Linked DNA regions of Homo sapiens: all the other regions are linked to region 1. A link is a loop called in an ENCODE intact Hi-C map of the cell type or tissue named here. Cell type or tissue: chondrocyte. All regions are shown on one strand.

The links. Hi-C counts contacts between places; a loop is a spot of excess contacts. Peaks named below come from ENCODE experiments on the same cell type or tissue, not always from the same donor. Only the 100,000 strongest peaks of a DNase experiment are listed, where the experiment ranks them.
Region 2: a loop joins it to region 1, with 4 times the contacts of the local background. A loop is called at or near these places in 92 of 110 quality-filtered maps.
Region 3: a loop joins it to region 1, with 2.6 times the contacts of the local background. A loop is called at or near these places in 18 of 110 quality-filtered maps.
Region 4: it touches region 1 in a loop (2.9-fold over the local background); 2 of 110 quality-filtered maps call a loop at or near these places.

The regions. Positions count from the first base shown.
Region 1 is chr13:39,600,164-39,605,163 of GRCh38, forward strand. LHFPL6 (LHFPL tetraspan subfamily member 6) reads right to left here and starts at 3,030. Exons shown (of 4, transcript NM_005780.3): 1 at 2,720-3,030; 2 at 669-1,227. The coding sequence starts at 1,053. LOC112268119 (protein SPT2 homolog) reads left to right here and starts at 1,161. Exons shown (of 4, transcript XM_035861111.2): 1 at 1,161-1,230; 2 at 2,287-2,377; 3 at 2,481-3,479. The coding sequence starts at 1,161. RefSeq lists a silencer at 2,925-3,224. In chondrocyte, CTCF peaks have their summits at 777, 982 (motif pointing right), 2,538 (motif pointing left) and 2,741; DNase peaks (open chromatin) are centred at 2,698 and 2,868.
Region 2 is chr13:39,142,591-39,147,590 of GRCh38, forward strand. No RefSeq gene overlaps it. Among named protein-coding and RNA genes, the nearest start is that of NHLRC3, 110 kb to the left of the region's middle. In chondrocyte, CTCF peaks have their summits at 2,542, 2,774, 3,864 and 4,069; no DNase peak of the experiment used is centred here.
Region 3 is chr13:39,526,015-39,531,014 of GRCh38, forward strand. All of the region lies in intron 2 of LHFPL6 (LHFPL tetraspan subfamily member 6), which reads right to left. Among named protein-coding and RNA genes, the nearest start is that of LHFPL6, 75 kb to the right of the region's middle. In chondrocyte, no CTCF peak of the experiment used is centred here; no DNase peak of the experiment used is centred here.
Region 4 is chr13:39,309,347-39,314,346 of GRCh38, forward strand. LOC107984580 (a long non-coding RNA gene) reads right to left here. Exons shown (of 2, transcript XR_001749845.1): 2 at 1-4,454. Among named protein-coding and RNA genes, the nearest start is that of NHLRC3, 270 kb to the left of the region's middle. In chondrocyte, no CTCF peak of the experiment used is centred here; a DNase peak (open chromatin) is centred at 2,565.

The DNA of each region.
Region 1 (5,000 bases):
CTGGGACAAGCACACATCATTTGCTAAATATCCCTTTTCTTTTTTTCCACAGCAAGAGCACCCAGGAAAGTTAAGACCTAACAAGGTAATTAAGTGGATAGCTATCTCTGTAGAATAGTTAAGTTCATAGTTGTTATATAAAACTGATCTCTCATTTAAAATAGTTAACATTTATTTAGAAATAGAGTTTAAGATTGGGCAAGAGTAAATTTTGCATCCACCAAAGTGTATTAGAGGTTCATGATAACAATGTTGAATCAAAAACCTTTTCCACTTTTCTGTGAAATCTTTACCTTTAAAGACCCGAGGATTCCATGAAGACAAAGATAATCTAATTGTCTATTGTTTAACATAACGAACAAGAAGCTATAAAATCCAAACTGTCGCCCCTACTACACCTCAAACAACCTAGATGTTACTGTTTCACATAGGTGGCACTTAGCAGGCCAGTGATGTATATGTACAGAAATTAAGAACTCTTGAAGTTGTAAAGCAGCAATTCTGACAATAATCTTGACTTTGGCAACCTATCATCAAAGCCATTCCAAATCTATTTCTCTTATGCATTCCAGGTGTCATTTATAATAATCTCAGTAGACAACTGAAACATAACTTTTAATACTGCTTTGGGATTCCAGTAAACAACTCAAGCTCAGCAAGTCACTTACCCCCAAGAAACTGAATTCCTCCAGCCACTCTTCCCACTGTCCTGGAGATGAGGTCGGAAACACAGCAACCCATGAGGGCAGTGAGCGCCACCAGGAGGAGGAGGCCACAACCCAGGCCGGTCACTATGGTGCAGATCCTCCATTCTGCGCTGGGGATGCCCTGGAAGGAGGCATAGCGCCCACATTCCTCCACCATCACCATCATCTGCCGACTCTCATCATGCACAGGATATGAGCACCTCCGGAAGGTACCGAAGGACACAGGCTTGCCCAGCTGTGATCCCCAGAGCCAGTAAGGCATAAAGAACCCCACGCAGGAGGTGGCAGCACAAAGAAAAGACAGCAAAGCCCAGATTACTCCAGTACAAGTCAGGCTGGATGCCATCTTTCACCAGATAGGGCAATGAGGACCCCAAGTAAGTGTTCAGGGACTGCAGGAGTGAATGAAGGTGTGAAATCACCAGGGACCCACAGATAATCCACAGTTCCGTAATGCAGAATGGATCTTCAGTCTTACTGGGCATCAACTTTCCATCCTCTGCACTAAAGATGATGGTCCCTGGTAAAACAACAGGAAACATTAAAAATTAAAGGCATTAAAAGAAGTGATAACACTGTTTCAGCTAGTCTACAATTTTCAATTAATAAACATTGAGACTTGCCTCAACACTTTAAAAGTGGGAAGAACTAATTCTCTCTATGAGCTTCATAACTCGATTTTTGTCAAACCAGCTCAAAGCTTTTTCATGTCTTTATCTTCCGTAAATATTTCCAAATTAACTCTGACAGCTATTTACTTAAAGAAACGCCCGATTTTTATTTGACAGGCCAATGAATTCATTCTATATATTATATACTCACATTAAAAGTAATGTAGCACTTTCACTGGGCAATAAACAATTAAAATAAAATGAACCATGCCATGATTTCCATTTTTTGGCTTGCAAGTTCATGCTCATAGTTTGTTGCAACTTTTCTATGTCCCTTTAAGGGTGCATTAACTCTCTGCATGAGCCAAACAAACTAATTAGGATAATTTTTCACAATTGCAGAGTACCATAAATTTAACAAGCATTATGGTCTGCGGAGGCACCCACAGTACAGAACTATTACCAGACACTCTTTGTACTCATTCAGCAGCATTTCAGAATTTCTTTAGTCTTAACATCTTCTAGTGTAAAAGAATGCCTGTGTATGACTTATTTTGAGTCTGCAGTTTTGATTCATTGATTCCAACAGTTCTATTGCAATCATTTCTCCCACTGAATGATTGTCTAATTTGAACAGCAATCCATACTTCCCAGTATGCTACATCAAACCCCAGTCATCCAAATGGTTCCAGGGGCATCTACTTCCACCCCAGCCTTTCAAAAAGAGTTCCTTAACCATTTCTCACACTTTCCATAAAGAAATGAATACAGAAGCACAGAGCCCATCCACCCTAGAATTCCACCCCCAGGACCCCTAACTCCAGCTTTCAGGGTCCATAGCAAATTTCCCCCTTTCTTCACCTCGCCCCTACCCGTTTTTTTCTCTAACCACCGCCCATTTTCAGTTCTGGATGTCACTCAAACGGGAGGTCGGCTACTACTTTTTTTTCTAATCTTGTCAACTGCAGTCAGGGCTGAAGTTGATCTATCTGGGCCACGAGGCTGGGGAAGACCAGCAGGGGGTGGCCTGCGGGCAGGGGGCCCCCATCTCCAACTGCGGTGAGGCGCCCTCGCCAAGACAAGCCCATATTTAGCCCCCTGCCATTGCCTCACCGAGCCACTCCACCCATGGAGACACACAATGATCCCTCCATTCTAAAAGGGGGCAAGAGGCATTTTCCAGCCGGCTCTGGACGAAGGGAGGGGATAAGGATGGGAAGGCAGCACCCCCCGGAGGCAGACGCCAAGAGCGGACGCGGCTGGCAGGCAGAGCCGACGGATCCGCCGAGCTCAGGAAGTCCGGAGCCCGGGAGCAGCCCAACTCCGGCTCCGGGGCAGAGAGGGAGCCCGGGAGAAAGCAGCGGAGCCCACGCCCACGGGGCAGCCGAGTGATTTACTTACATGGCTGGCGGGCGGCGGCCACCTTCCCTCCCGCGTCCCGGGCGCACACACAACTTGCTGTCTTTCTCGGGCGGGAACATCCACGGGAAACCGGACCGTCCTGCCCTTCTTTGCCTCTGTCCCTAACAGCCGCAGAACCCCGGGGCCCGACCTGGAAGAGCAGGGGTTGGCAGGAGGCGGAGGGTCTCCAGAAGCGGGCTGGCACCAGCGGAGACCCCCACTCCCGGCGAGTCCGCGGCGGCAGCTCTGGCGGAGCGCTGTGGGCGCGCGCGGGCGCCGGGGATCGCACGCAGAGGAGCGGATCTCCCTTTGGCAGGCGAGGCACGCACCGCCTCCTCCCCTCCGCTGCCCGGCCCTCCTCTTTCTCCAGTCCCCTCCCCTCGCGCCCCGGGGAACTCCGCGCAGACAGACCCAGGACGCACCGGGGACGTTCCTGGAGCGCCGGGAAGGGAGTGGGGGGGTGCCCCGCTGTCCGCGCGGGTCCAGGCCCACCCCCGGGGGCAGCTTTCGCGGCTCCTCCCCTAGCCCCGAGCCCCCTCGCGCCCCCTCTCCCTGCGTCTCATTCAAAGCTGAGTGGGGAAGGCAGACAGACCGAGAAGTATGGGAGAAAGTTGCTTGTCTTCCTGGGTGACCCCGAGGAGCCACGGAAGATGACACACTTTGCCTGTTGGGGCTTTTCTGGGTTTACTGTTCGGGTTTATGCTCCTGTTTTCCTGCCGCCGTTAAAAGAAGCCGTAGACGGGAAAGAGGGCCTTAAAGAGTGGGTAAAGTGGCCCCTTTGAGATTTGAGGAGGCTTTTGAGAAGTGGTCACTTTGGAAGGCGGTGAATGAGGCGGTTGTGGACGTGGGAATTAAAGCACAGCAGACAGCCCAAGGCTCATGTATGGCATGGGGGCAGCTGCCTTTCCAGACGAGCCAGGGAGAAGGCAGGGGCGGACCTCTAGCGAGCCTCTCCCAAGAGATACACTCTTTCAAAGGTCTCTCTCTCTCTCTCTTGCTGTTTCTCTGTCTCTCTCTCCCTCCCTCCCTCCCTTTCCCTTCACTTCCTCCCTCCCTTCTCCTCCATCCTGCCTCCTGATCAATTTTGCAATTTATTCCATCGTTTGATTTCTTTTCTGAGAAACAACTGATTTTTAGTTCCCCTCTGGACTTGAGGACTTTTTCCACTTGTCATTAGCACTAACCCCTTTAGAAGTTTAGAGCTAGATTCAGTAGATGACTGTGGGAGTCTCTGCTGAACACAGTATTTTAAGAAGTATGCCATCTGGGAACAGCAGTTTTTGAAGTAGACAGTTTCCCAGATATAGTTTTTGTGAGGTGTCTTTTTAGAGGAGTTGAAAGTAATAAATTGGTAGGTATATATTTCATAGCAGATTTTCAGACTGCACCATTTTAATTAGCCGTGATGGTGTACATTTTTCCCACAACGACAGCTGGAGATATGTGTTCTTTTATTATTATTTTGAAAGACCTTAAGTGATTGATTCCAAGCCTTTTGAGGTCACAGGTCTTTTAAAAAATACGATGAAACTGATAAGCCTTCCAGAAAAAAAAATGCGCGGACATATAAAGCTTTACCACAGCGATTCTGAAGAAGGAAAGGGATATTTGGCAAGGTCTGAAGATAATTTTGATTATCATAACCCATGAATGGGGAGTATTACTGGCATCTAGTTGGTAAAGACCCGAGATTCTGCTAAATACAGTGCACAGGACAGTCCCCAAAATTACCTGGGCCAAAATGTCAATCATTTGAATGAAATATCAGGTGGTTTCCCATTCCCTTAAAGCCCATCCATGAATCCCATATTCAGAATCCCCAATTTAAGTGTTTTTGTTTTTGGTGTTGTTGTTGAGTTTAAGTTGTTTTAACTCTTCTCTTACAAATCACCGGTTACTGGTTTCAGTGACAGCATAAGAATGATTGGTCTGACTTCCAGTTAGGTACCACACCCTTAGTTATTACACAGAGCCTTCATACCTATATAATATGATGGTGGAAGATATGATCATAAAAGACAAAAGAATAATAGTGAGAATCGGAGTCACCTCCGTACAACCTGCAGGGGAAATTGCTCTCAAACACTTTCTTAAGTGTGAGAAAGCTTAAGCGCAAGTGCTGGCTGGAGACATATTAATGATAATCATGGTTACTACAGATTGACTCCTTGCTGTGTGTTAGTACATTAAGGTCCCTTAATAGATTACTTATCCAGTCCTCAAAAAAGAAAAGAAAAATTATGAAGAAGGAATAATTATTATTTTACCGCAAGGATAAGAA
Region 2 (5,000 bases), 460 kb before region 1:
AGCAGACGTCTTTCTGCTATTGTTGAAAATGCCTCAATGGAAACCTTGTCCATAATGACTTAGTGCACGTGCAAACCAAAATTATTCTTCTTGACAAAATAGTTTAAAATTCCCTTCTCATCATGAAAAGGGGCAGAACAGGGAGGAGGCAAGTGTCAGAGAGAACATAGACAAAGTTTCAGAAAGCTGAGCTTGAAATCTCAGTGAACTGCAGCAGCAAAATCACAGCCACATGTTTCAGGGCCATTGGAGGAAAGCAAACATTGCAGAGAAACACACTAATAAAGACTTAGGACTAGAGATCTGTGTTTTGGAAGAAGACATTCTAAAGCATATCAGACCTCACAGGACAAAGCCATGTAGATCACAGAGAACACAAACTAAACCAGCAAGAACCATTCCCTTAGCTTCCATGGAAAAGGGCAATCAGCAGATCTTCAGAAGAATTTCAGACAGGGATCAGAAACTATATTTTGTGTCTAGCTTTTATTGTCAAGTATTGATATAGTATTTATAACAGATATTTTTAGATGCTTTATAAAGTCTGGAGTTCTTCTAGAGAAGCAAGGGCAAACAAATTCAAAAGCTAGCAGAAGACAAGAAATACTAAGATCAGAGCAGAACTGAAGGAGATAGAGACACAAAAAAACCCTTCAAAATATCAGCGAATCCAGGAGCTGGTTTTTTGAAAAGATTAACAAAATAGACAGCTAGCCAGACTAATAAAGAAGAAAAGAGAGAAGAATCAAATAGACACAATAAAAAATGATAAAGGGGATATCACCACTGATACTACCATCAGGGAATACTATAAACACCTCTGTGCAAATAAACTAGAAAATCTAGAAGAAATGGATAAATTCCTGGACATATACACCCCCCCCCCAAGACTAAACTAGGAAGAAGTCAAATTCCCAAATAGACCAATAACAAGTTCTGAAATTGAGGCGGTAGTAGCCTAACAACAAAAAAAAGCCCAGGACCAGATGGATTAGCAGCCGAATTCTTCCAGAGGTGCAAAGAGGAGCTGGCACCATTTCTTCTGAAACTATTCCGAACAATAGAAAAAGGGAGACTCCTCCCTAACTCATTTTATGAGGCCAGCATCATCCTGATACCAAAATCTGGCAGAAACACAACAAAAAAAGAAAATTTCAGGCCAATATCCCTGATCATCAATGCGAAAATCCACAACTTTTAAAAAAGTGGTCTGACTTTTTGCAATAATTGCAAAGCAGAGGGTTGGGTTCATTTTGAGGTTTATAGGGACATTTTAGAGACCCAGATTGGATATATAGTTGTTTCAACTGTAAACTCAGAAATTTATTAGCCTTACTCTTTTGTTTGCACTCTTTCCTCTTTCTTCCTTAGTTAAGGTACAAGACAAATGATTGCCAAGATTAAACAAATTGTGTTTGAGAAATAGCCCAACTACAGCATTGTCTTATTTCTATGAATGCTAATTTCTCATCTAACCCATTTATGAAATTGGAATTGAGGAGAGTATCATTTTAATGATTAGCATAACTCACTTCAGATAATCCTGAGTGTTTAAATATATTTTTTAAAATCTCCCAAAATATGACATCACCGACTCATTTGGATTTTGTTGACATGGTTTTATTCTAGTTAACTATTTCTGAAAGACTAAAGAGATAGCATCAAGTAAAGATTTAGCAGTATCATAGGCATGTTCACAATTAGTTTCTGAAAATTTCAGAAAGTCTCCAAAGGAGTTCCTCCAATTTTCCTTAGCTATCCAATCTTTAGCTTTACTTTCTCTTACTAACATGTGAATTAATTAATATAAATCAGAAAAACCAGGATCATGAGCTTGAATATTCAGTTCAAATTAGCTGGCAAAACTAATAGAGTCCTTGTGAGGGTTGGGAATTCTTTAATTATTCGTTTTAGTTGTACCTTTGACCATGGTTAATAAACCAAAGCAGGTTATCCTTCACCAGACACCTGCTGTTCACAAAATGGAGCCAAAACAGCAGGTGTCGGAGAAGGAGGAGGAACAGAAGGTACAAATGGGCAAGGCAGTCCAGACCATGAAGGATAAAGAGAAGAAGGAGCTAAAGGAGGAGGAGAAATTTTAGCAGTCTTTTTAAATACAGGAATTGTTTTAGGTCATCTTTTTTTGTTTCCTTCCTGAAGAGAAAGGACTTTATCAGAACCCCTTTTGGAAGTTTCCAAATACCGTTGAAAACAATTTTCACAATTGTTCTATTTCAGAGTCAGCTTTTTCTAATTGAGCATGCAAGTTAACTAATTTAGGCATTAAAGGTAGTGCATTTTGGCCGTTGTAATTTGGGGTCATCAGGAGTTATGTGTGATCAATTTTCTAAATATTTGCATGAAAATACACTATAGGTGTTAAACACAAATCTAGCTGATGTTTCTAATGGTGGGTCCTCGTTAAGAAGGAAGAGTTCATTTTAGATGCTCAGTTGCCCATAATTTAGTGCTTTCCTTCCTGCATGACCAAAATACTTTTGAGTCAAGTGTGCTGCTTGTGGGGATGGCTCCTCAAGGTGTCACCCTTGAGTCACTTCTTCCCTCTTAAGCGTCTCGGTAATCCCAAGAAACTTTGGCACTTTCCGCGCTAGTTGATCAATCCTTTATGTGTGCCAGCTGAATTAAGTGAGGCTACCTTTATGTTCTTCTTAGGGGTTTCGTATGAGACTATTACTCATCATGAGTGATTAACTCTGACATTCCCACTAGAACTAAACCACCTAAGGTACCATCTGGCAGCGAGAAATGGTGTCTCTTATCTTTGGGACTTATTTTGTCCTCACAGGGAGCCTGTTATACTTTTGGTTATTCATAAATAAAGTCTGGATTTGTCAATTGAACCAAGCTTCAGAACCTGGCCAGTTTTAAAGACTATAAACTTTTCCCGCAGGTCACAAAGATTCACTTCCTTTCACCACATCTTTTCAAAGGGAAGCTGTCTCTGTACCAAAATTTTGAACGACAGAAGGGTTGTAAAAACTCTAAGGAATAATTCAAGACAAATCTTAACTTCACAGAAAGTGAAAGCTAGAAATCTGCTATTAGAATCTCTACAGAATAACAAATGAATCTTCTACCTTGGAACAGAACTTCAATTCCAACCCCACTGAGTTAGGAAGGTACAGCTTGAATAAATTCTGAATCCTCAACCAAGGTGAGGCACCTTACCAGGGATTCCTGTTAACTCTGGTGAGGGTGGAAGATACATCAGTTGTGCTGGTATCAAAGATCTGGCTGCTGGTGAAATGACTGGGAAGGTCTCCTTCATAATCGCTAATTTGTCAACCTTAAATTAGGATTCAGGCAATATGATTAAATATTGAGTTTATTCAAGCACAAAGTCAGAAAAAAACCACTGGTAAGGACAGAGACTCCAAAAAGATAGGGTCAGTGCACCGAAGAGGAGACGCTTGAGGGCTGTTAATATAGGCAAAAGCTGGGGAAACTGAATAGGGTCTCAACATTTTCCATGTAAGGTTAGTGCATAGTTACAGCAATTTGATGGTCATAGGCAGTGTTTCATTTTGGGAAGGGAATATTAACATTCCACATTAAGGATGTAATGGTCAAGGGGTCTTTTACCTTAGCCAAGAAGTCTGCTGTCTCAGGTACCATCTGGTCTGAACTGGGACAAAAAGTAATAATAAGGAAGGGCAAAAGGTCGGTCATGCTTCGTGACTTGGTCTCCAAAGTCAACCTTGCTCAGTGCCTAACAACTTTTAGAAGCCCCAGACAGACAGATTATCCATTTTCTTTCATAATAAAGAGAAATTTGTTTTTCATAGAAATGCATTGTATGATTTATTTCAGTACAGTAGACAACAGTCTCCATTTGTTAATCTCACATTTCCCACAAGGAGGCAAAATTTATTGCCAGTCTGGTGAATGTTAAGGGGTTTTCGGTCTATAAAGGAAAATTTAACTAAGGGTTTCCCAGAAGACATGAGTATCAAAAATGAGAAAAGTTTTATGTAAAGTCTTTCTACAGGATATTTCAAAACACCACCAAAGTAGTCATCATGGGAAAAAAAATAAGAATTTATTGGACTGCATTAAACCAGTTTCATGATGTAATATTCTTTTTATTTTGAATTATACCCTGTGGGTATTGGGATGGGTTAGAGGGGTGTCCCACAATCTAGCCCAGAGCTTGGTAAAGGTCTTAATATGATCATATGTTGTTGAGTCATTATCAAATAGATCATTCCAAATCTACTTAACATTCTTAAAATAATAGTTTCCTTACAGAAGAAAGATATGGTTAGAATGCACATGGACTATGGGAAGAGCAAAGTGGGGCATTCAGACTGGCTGGGTGGGGTCAGGGCCTGTGCATAAGAGAGAAACAGACTCAAGGCAGTTGGGCACATTAGAACAGAGATTCTTCAGACCAAATGGTGAGAATCTTGTTCTCAATTAGCATATGTTTTAATGAAGACCTCTACTATGACCTTAATAAGAAATTTTGACTATTATTAAGAACAGGTTGAAGTAAAATTGACTTAGAAATGAATTTTCCAAAGAAACAGATAAAAATAAAACCATGAAAGATAAAAAGAATAAAATCATAGAATAATAAAATCATAAAAAGATCACCACAGGACCACAATTATTTCCAAACTATGGACTATAAATGCAAAGCCCTATCACCAGGATCTGCTTATGTAGCCTCCTTCCCTGAAGTTTCTTCCACCAGCACATAGCTATTGAATGCTTTAAAACTGAAAATGAGTCTCTCAGTTAATATCACTGTGAGGGTTTAAAATATAAGAATGCTAATATTTTATAGTGCTTATTATGTATGGACACCCTTCTAAATGCTTTATATTAATTTATTTAATGTTGACTGTTCAAGGTAGCTATCAACTATTATTATCCATTATACAAATGTGGACATTAAGGCACAGACAGAAAAAGCAATGTGCTGAAAGGCACACAGTTGGGAAGAGGCAGAATCACTAACTGGACCCAAGCAGTCT
Region 3 (5,000 bases), 74 kb before region 1:
GTTAAAATGAAGGCTCTCACCTTCCTCCTACTAACATTGTTTCATAATATTATTGTGTGATGGTTAGGAATAAATACATGCATTATCATATCCCCAAATAGATAGAAACCCAAAAATAATCTTGTTCAATAGACAGTAACCCTATATTGACTGATGTAAGCCCCAGGAACTTATTCACTGTTATATCCCAAGCCCCTGGTACAGGGATTAGCATACAGGGTACTCAATAAATTCTAGTTGATCTGAAACGAACTGAACTACCTTGTAAATAGTAGGCATTGATAGTAGACAGGAATGTAGATACAGATATACATGATACAGATATACATGGCAGGGGTTGGAGGGAGAAACTCGTTTTTGTACCAGAAAGAAGAAAACAAAAATCAAGCTACACTAAAAATGACACAAATACCAATGTTTTAGAAATAGATGGAGTTAACGCATAATCATGATTTTAAAATATTGCAATTGCAACCAATAACAAAAGTAAATCTACACCTAACAAAATGAAGATGCAGATAATTCACTGGACTTGCAATCTAGGTTCTTTCCACCGGTCTAGTGCTCTGATGTGTTACTCTGCATTCGGCCAGCCATTTCAAGTTAGTGTTCAGCATCAGATGGGCTGATTCCACACGACAAGGTTACAGACTAGAACAGCATCTCCTGAAGTCAAAGATTCATTCATCCTGCCGCAGCTCACTCAGCCTTCAGACACATCGAGCTACCTCCAGAGTAGGAATTATAGCTACTGACATCACGTGCAACCTCATTTTACATCTGTAATTTCGAAGGCTTTAAGTGACGCTTCACTTAGGCAGAAACTGAAATGTTGAAATGCACATCAATCTTGAATTCTGAATACCCTCAAGAATCAAACAGTAGACTCTGAGAAAACTTTGACTTGACTTACTTTTGTTCAGAAAAATCAACCTTCGAATTACATATTTATTCCAGTTTCAAAATGACATAATTAACAAGGTCAAAAATCTGTTAAATGGTACTACAGGTTTTGCACATCCTCTACTTTTAGAGAGCAGCCTTTATGACTCCGTCTCTGTAAGTGCTGGTACTTACCTTGCTCAGTGACTTCTGATACACTAAAAAAGTAAAAATCACTAGAAATTTGCATTCTAGGTTAAAGGGCGTTTATGTTTTCCTTTGTCCAGTCATAAAGATTTCTTACTGAATGATGACTGTAAGATGCTTGCATTCTCCTTCATGTCTTTTTTTCCTTAGCTGGTCCCCAACCCACCACACTTTCACATACATCCCTGAGAAAGAGGCCTTTGGCCCTCATGTGTCACCTAAGGTGATGTGCTTCAACTAACATCAAGAAAATATCATGTGATAAGCAAGGTGACCTCTGTGGACCACTAGCACAGTCCTCAGGAGAACAGACAGCTGCAGTTGGAGCTGACTTCAGGTTGATAGATTTCTGTCTCCTGTCCATCTTTGAACAACCGACAACATGGTTCCATCTGTTGTCCAGAAAAAAAAAAAAAAAGCGTTTTCTACAATCTAATGAAACCATGTCAGGTTTCAAGTCTTGCACTGAACCCAAGAACTTCCTGATATGGGAATCAAACTGAGTGTTCCTTCTGGTTATATACTCATCATTTTTTTGTTTCCTCGTTACTTAGCTTTTATAGTACCTGGGCTCCTTCTGGTTATATACTCATCATTTTTTTGTTTCCTTGTTACTTAGCTTTTACAGTTGTTTTTAACCTTCTCAAATAGACTACAAAATTGGCTGGACAAGGAAAAACTCTCATACTTCTGTTATTTTTTAATCACAGAAACTTTTCTGCATATGCCAGGGATTTAACCAAGTTGTCAGAAGTATACATTTGAGAACTTCTAGCAACTTCTATTTCTAACTTAATCTTAAATCTTTAATTTCTAAGTTAACTATGTTTCTATAAGATTCATGATCATAAAACTTTAAGCTAGAAATATGCTATTTTATCTGACCTGACTCCTAGTTTTTAGATTTGGTAGCTCATGAACTAGTACTAAATCAATATAGAATCTCATCTCCTTCCGCTTCATATGACCCTCACAAGAAGGGCTTTTGCTGGTTTTTGCTAAGAAAAGAGATCTACTGATTCACACTATGATTCATGCCAGCTCAAACAGATGGAATCTCTGGCACATTCCTCACTCTGGATCTCAGCGCCCAGGCCAGCTCCATACACACTAATATGTTCTAGTCCTCTACCGTCTCCCCAAACCAGGCTGCATCTGCCTCTGAATGGGGATGCTTACTGTCCACTCCTCAACTCTATCCTTCCTCTCCCCTCTGACTGAAAAAAAACTAGATATCTGTATTTGCACAAGCCAACTTAGAAAGAGAAATTAAAGCTCATCTAATAAGGTCCCATGGTCACCTCCTAGAGAATTTAAAAGCAGCCTGGAGACCCCAAAGAGGAACAGCAATGACAAGCTCAGCAGCATCCCAAAGAGCTCCAGTGCCAAGCTGTAGGGCATCCCTCTCTCCCAGAGGCCAGCTGCTAAAATAGGCCAGTGTCCCTGTGAATGCTTGCTCACCATAGTGCCACTTTTACAAATAAACTTCCACGTTTCCCATCTCGCTCTATGATACTAAAAATGATTTCCATTTTAGGGAAAGTGGCAGGCAAGATAAAACATAGTGGAAAATAGAATTTATGAGTTGCTTCCCGCACATCTGGGCTACAATTCTTACACTTGTCACCCCTGTTGACAAGCTTAAAATAAAACCATGATTTTTATTTTTAGGTCCCAAGATATTCTTCCAGGAATTCCCTGTAAATTCATTTTTCCCCTCTGGCAGGAAAAATTAACACAACCCAGAATGAATAATACATTTATTTATTTTGTTGCTTAGACACTTTCGAAGGAAAAAAATGTATATGGCTTGATTTTCGAAGAATTACTCTATCTTGTCAAAAGACAGAAAGATGGTTAAGGCAGTGCAAGTCAGCTTCTGTTTAAGACAGCTGGAGGGCAAGTTTACTCTTTCCCAGGACCCACTGTGCAGAGATACCACTGCCAAAAAATAATGTACAAAATTCATGCCAATTCCCTTATTTCTTTTTTTTTTCCTTCTTCTTGAGGCAGAGTCCCACTCTGTTGCCCAGGCTGGAGTGCAGTGGCATGATCTTGGCTCACTGTAACCTCCACCTCCCAGGTTCAAGTGATTCTCCTGCTTCAGTCTTCTGAGTAGCTGGGATTACAGGCACCCGCCACCATGCCTGGCTAATTTTTGTATTTTTAATAGAGACAGGGTTTCTCCATGGTGGCCAGGCTGGTCTCGAACTCCTGATCTCAGGTGATCCACCCACCTTGGCCTCCCAAAGTGCTGGGATTACAGGCATGAGCCATCACACCTGGCCCAATTCCCTTATTTCTATCTAAATATATTTAATGACAGAGATCTTGAGTGCATTTATTTAATAGATATTCATGAGTTCCTACTATGTTCAAAGTCCTAGGCAGGGGATATAAAGAAGGCTACTAATGGATGAACACCTTAGTAGGTTCATACTTAGTGTGTAAGACACTGTACTGCAAATATACAAATATGTTCTCATTTAAAGTCTACAGACACAGTAAGAGCAAAGAATAAACTTTGTTGGGCTGATTTTGTTGGATATTCTTACCTCCAACACACAAATGGGGAATCTGGGATTTAGAAAAATTAATTAACTTGCCCACTAGTAGGAGGAGATGCTTCAAAGTCTATTCTACTTGCACTTTTGCTGTTTCCAATTTACTGAGCTGTTTGTTGGGAAGCAAATAAAAAGGTTTTGGACTTGCATTTATAATCCAAAAGGAGGAAACACACGGATAAAGTAATCAACAACAACACAATGCGAAAGAAAAAAGTGATAATGTAAAAGAAGTTTTGCACGAAGTGTCAAGAAGAAAAAGGTTTTATGAAAGAGAAAATTTTATTCTGAAGTTCATCCAATGATTAATTTATCCAATCCAAAACTACAAATGGGCACTGTGTGCTTAGTTCAATGCATTGTGCATAGTAGGTACTCAGTAAATAACTGCTGAATATTGGATGAATGTGTAGGGTTCTTTGAGTGAACATAAAGTGGGAAAAGGAATACTAAAGAAGAGAGTAACTAGCTGGGTGCAGTGGTGCACACCTGTAATTCCAGCTACTCAGGAGGCTTAAAAAAGAGGATCCCTTGAGCCCAGGGACAAGCCAGCCTGGGCGACAAAGTGAGACCTTGTTTCAAAAAAAAAAAAAAGTATTAAAAAAAAAAAGAAAAGAGTAGCATATGTAAAGACATGGGGACATCCAAGATGCCCAGATCCCATTCCATGAACTGAAACAGAGTGCGGAGGGGAGTAGGAAGAGAGGTGCCTGGAGGTATGAGCGGGGGCAAACTGGAGCACCATATCTGCCTCTACTTAAGGGCTTGAACTTAATTCCACTGGGTATGAGGAGACGTTCTGTTACCGGAGAGTTTCCAGTGCAGGTAAACAAGATCAGTGTCATCACACTGCACAAATTCAAAGGGCACCAGCCTCTTTATATTCTAAATGAATAGTGTCACCCTGGAACTGCACAACTCGTAAGTCCTAAAAACTTGGATTGGATAAAATAACCATTGGATGAACCTCAGAATAAAACTACGTGTTTCATAAAACCTTTTCCTTCTTGACACTTTGTACAAAATGTCTTTTACATTATCACTTTTTTTCTTTTGCATTGTGCTGTGGTTGCTTATTTCACCTGTGATAAGGCAAATGAATGATATTGCATATCCGTGACTGAACCTGGGGAAGCAGCATATGGAAAAGGACCTAAAATTAGCCATGAGATTCCAAACTCCCAACTACATAACATCATGGACAAAAAAAAATTCCCCAGAGGATGTTCATTGTCAAAGCTACAATGCTGGTTACAGAATCAAGCAGAAACTCCACCGAGATCACTACCTCCAGCTTGCTACAGATAGGGGAGATATTTGGTTAAGAATTGTAACAAAGGTGACATT
Region 4 (5,000 bases), 290 kb before region 1:
TTCTTAGGGATGATTTTGCAAGCTAAACATTGTGTGAACTGAATCACATACATTGAGCACTATGTTAGATTTTCTGGTACACTTATGATTTTATGAAATTCTATTTTCTCTAACCAAGGCACTTCCATTACTGACTAGCTAAATGAAATTAATGTACACCTCATAAAGAGTAAGTCACCTCACGGAAAGAATAACAATCCTCTAGCCAGGGAATGTGTCCCAATTTGAGATTTGGAAACTATGATCACCATGTTTATAGATTCCATGATAATGCTCTCCTTACAGCTAAACGATGTGTCCAAAATAGCTTCCATCTTTTAAATGTAAGGAAATGCACATGGAAGTTCCCAGCATCTTTGTTTAAGTGTAAAGCTTATTTCTCAGTGCTTCCTCTCCCTTGAGTCAAACCCACTACCTCAGTAAGGATGAAAGTCAATTGAATTAAGGAAAGCAAACAACCTTCAAATGTCACAAAGTTAGTTGATGCTTCTGGGGCCACTGGTTCATCTGTGGAACTAAATGAAGAAAGGAAAAGAAAAGAAAAAGGATAAATAATATAAGTACTGTGGAAGAACGAGAATGTTTTCCTAAATGCTTTACTGCCATTTCCCCCATATTTCAGCCCCTTGTCTCTTAGAGGAGATCCTGAGAATTGAAGGAGTGCTGTCAGGGGCAGACTTACTATGAGGCCTGGAGATTTCAACTCCGGGTGGTCCCTGCTGGGACTGTGAAGTTATGTGGTACCTAAACCACACAGATGCCAAGGAATATTCCAATGCCAGAAATTGCTCCCCTACATCTGATTTTCCATGAGAAACTTGGCAGAATATTTTCCTGTTTTCCCCCTTAGATGGACGATTTGGGTAATATTGGAATTCAACACTTATGAATCAACTTGTCCACCCCCATGGAACATTTTAAGTTATCATGTCTTAAATATCATTTCTAAACTTAGATATTTAAAATATTTATCTGGAAAGAAGATAGGAAAAAAGACAAAGGCGTAAAAAGTGACCTATATGAGTAATTTCTACAGTACATTCTATTTTGAGAAAACATATTTTACAGTCTCATTTCAAATAATATAGCACTCGAGTGTAATAAACGCTCTGAGATATCCTGCAGTTAAAACAAACATTCTTAGATTAATTTTTAGTTTAACATTTCTCAAACTTTTAAACTGCAGAGCACTGTTTATATCATGCCTCTTGGTTCAGACTGTTACCACAAAGTAACATAATGTGGGTGGCTCAGAAACAGAAATTGATTTCTCCTGATTCTGGAGGCTGGAAGTCCAAGATCAGGGTGCCAGCATAGTTGGGTTCTGGTGAGGGTTTTCTTACAGGTTGCACACCATTGACTCACATGATGAAAAGAGAATGAGAGAACTCTCTGGGCTCCCTTTTATAGGGGCATTAATTCCCTTCATGAGGGCTCCACCCTCATAAACCAATCATTTCCCGAAGACCCCATCTCCAAATACCATTACATTACAGATTCAATTTCAACATACAAATTTGAGGGGGGTGGACACAAACATTCAATCCATAGAAATCCCCGTTAATATCATAAGAAACTCATGTTTATGGCCCACTAGTTGGAATGTCAGTCAGATTTATCTTTTTTTTTTTTTTAGAAAAAAAAACAGAACACAAAAGCGCTGAAAGAGGTCCCTTCTCTTGTTCTGTGCATAACCTTGTACACAAGAATTCTTGACCAGACTCACCCGGTTCTGAAGCCTTTGGCTGTGTCAGTCAGTTAGGCCGTGCACATGGAATCTGGGGATTATTGGGGACAGCAGAGCAAAATATTTCTGCTCAGGAGAGAGGGAAGCAAAGCTTCTATTTCTAGCACTCAATACTTTGTACTCATGGGATGGTATTGCTGTTCGGATTCCAAATTCTAAATGACAACTTGTACTTGAAGGCACTGATTTCCTTTGCTGGGGAAGATTTACTATCTACCACATATGCTTCATCTTTATTGTGTATTTGGCTATTGAATTATTCCTCATAACTGTTTTTCTTACCAAACTATTTCTTAAAGAGCTAAAGTTGTTAACACTTCAGCCCAAATCCTTTGCAGCAATATGCAGAACATACAGGTGCTGCAACTCTCAGCAATAAAAGGAGAGTTGCTAATGTAGACATAATCATACATTGTAAAGGAGCTGATGGGTTATAAACTCAATTCTGCAGGAAGTGGGACAGTGCTGGCCTTAAGGATTTCCTCACTGGGATTTCTAGAGTTGATGTTACTAACAGCAAACACATCCCTTTCTGTCCAACTGTACCTAAGATTCTTCTCAGATCCCTGGTATTTGAGTTCCTCCCAGTATTACTTCTATGTCCACCCAGCAAATGCCAAGGAAAAGAAACCACAGAAAAGGGGAGGAGGAGAACAGTCTGTGCTGCAGCTGGTGAGGGAGCCGAGGAAAGGGGGCACAGTCACTGTAATATCAAGCACTGAGCTCTGCAGGAATTTGCATTCCTTGGGGTTGATCCAAAAAGGACGCCCTTTGGCTTCCTGGTAGCTGTCAGGGCCTCTGTGAGACGAGCAGGTTCCTACACTCACAGGTTTGGCATCATGGTGACTGAACAGGACACAAGGGCCTCGGGCTGGCTAGAGTGACAGAGCATGGAGAAGCCTCCCTCTCCAAAGCTTGGTTCTTTCTACCAGCAAACATGATTAGCACCAGACATTCAAGGTCCGTCCTATGGACTCGGCTCTGGCCACCCACTTGCCGTGACTCTCCATGAAAAAGAATTCCAAGGTACTAAGTCCAGGCCACTCTCCTCTTCTATACCACACTCCAGGGACCCGAGATCATGGGTTCCCAATGCAAGGGCTCAAGCCATGGCCAGGTCCACAAGAGGCTCTGCCCTGGGTGTGTCCTCTGGAGGGCCCATCTTTAGAACTAAGGTGTAGCCAAGGAGCAGCTGTCTGCAGAACAGGAAGGGGGTGGGCTTGGACACAACTTCAATGTGCAGACTAGGATATCACACACTCGTATGAATGAGGCTCCTTAAAATGAGCGACTCCGTGGAAGGAGGAAAGATAGCAGGAGTGGGTGCACATTTGTAGTCTTGCCCCCAAGCCCAGCAAATGACTGAGGTTGGCTTACTGACATCTGTCCTATTAAGCAGCATCAGGAGACATCTTCATACACTTAAAAAAAAATAGGCCTCTTGCTTTTCTGGGTACTGTAAATAAAAGCTACTAGCCATTAATGTGTACTAGACTTTGTGCTGAGAAGTTTACACTTATTACCTCATTTAATCAACTATAATATGTGAGGAATAGCATTATTCCCATTTTACAGACAAAAAAATGAAAGAGGAGAGAGATTAAGTAATTTGTTTAAGTCAACACAGGTGGTAGGTGGTGGCCTGCAGTTGATATCTCTAATCCTGTGCAAGTGATGGGAAGTGGAGAATGCTGAATAAATGAAGGTGGGGCTTTGGTTCTCTGAGATGGAGAAATATCTGCAGACGCCCAGGAAGGAAGCAAGAAAGAAGCAGAAACCCTCATAGAAAACAAAGTAGCTTATAAGGAAGAGGGGCAAGTCAGAGGCCAAAGACAATGTGTTGCCAAGAGCTCCAGGCCACGTGAGGGCTGCATAAAAATCCCAACCTTTGCTGTGCAGCACCTGAACCCCACCCAAATCTTAAAGCAAATCACTCAGTTAATTACACAGCATACCTTATCATGAGCTAGACCAAAAACAAATTCAAAAGGAGGTTTACATTTCAGAAATAAGCGAACTGCTGGCTTTAAATGTTTTTAGTTCAAAGGAGTAGGGGTGTGTGTGTGTGTGTATGTTTGTGCATTAACTAAATATATTTGGAAAATCTATGAGAAGCCCTTGGAATGGGCTTCATTACACAGTTTCAAGAGCTGAAGTCTGTTTTTGCTTGTTGTCTTGTAGCCCTGGGGGATCTGTAGGGCTGAATTTCTGAATAAGAACTTGCAGCTATCAGAACCGCTAGGATCAAGGCAGCTGAGCACAAAAGTTCTGGATGTGAATTTTTTTAATTAAAAAATGTTTTTCACTAAGGTCCCTTCAAAGTCAGCTTGCTGAGTTTTAGGAGAAATTAAAAGTAATAAAGAATAGCGACCAAATTAATTTAAATATCTCTTCTACCTCCTTTCATAATTGTGGGATAGGTTTATAAAATATGTGAATAAAGAACACCTCATCACTTTTCAAAGACATGCCAAGTTTTAGGACAATAAATGAGTATAAATAAAATAGGTTGTATCAGTGTCGTATACGATAAAAACAGGAAAAAGTACACAGTACTCTCTCATTACTTTGCCCTTTCGCTCTTGATGTTGTATCCTGTCTGTTCTCCGTTAATGAGATCTCTAGGCAAAAACTTCACTCTTCCTTGTCGGACTAGGCAGACTGACATTTCTCCTCCTGGTAGCTGCAAAAACCGAAGTAAAAATCCCTGCCACAAGAGAAACACAACTTTTTCAGAATAAGAAATGATTACAGCAAGAATGAAGGAGTCTAATCAAAGCGTTCCAGCAGGCCTGTCAGTACCTGCCCACCGGCAATGAAGATTCCAGCTCCGTGTGTCTCTGGGGTTCTGTTCCATTCACTCAGGCACTTTACATAGGTTAGTACTGCAGAGGACTCACACAGTCCACTTAGGTTACTACCCCATTTCACAGACAGGAGATGATTTATTGATTAATGTATTTTTACATCATTTAAACGTTTTCTCAATGTTCTTAAACTTGAACTTTTATTGCTACAATTATAATTTTTTTAATGTGTCAGTGATTCAGAAGTCCTTTATTGGCCAGGCATAGTGGCTCACACCTGTAATCCCAGCACTTTGGGAGGCCGAGGCGGGTGGATGACCTGAGGCCAGGAGTTCAAGACCAGCCTGGCCAACATGGCGAAACCCTGTCTATACAAAAAATTCAAAAATTAGCCAGGTGTGATGGTGCATGCCTGTAGTCCCAGCTACTTGGGAGGCTGAGGCAGG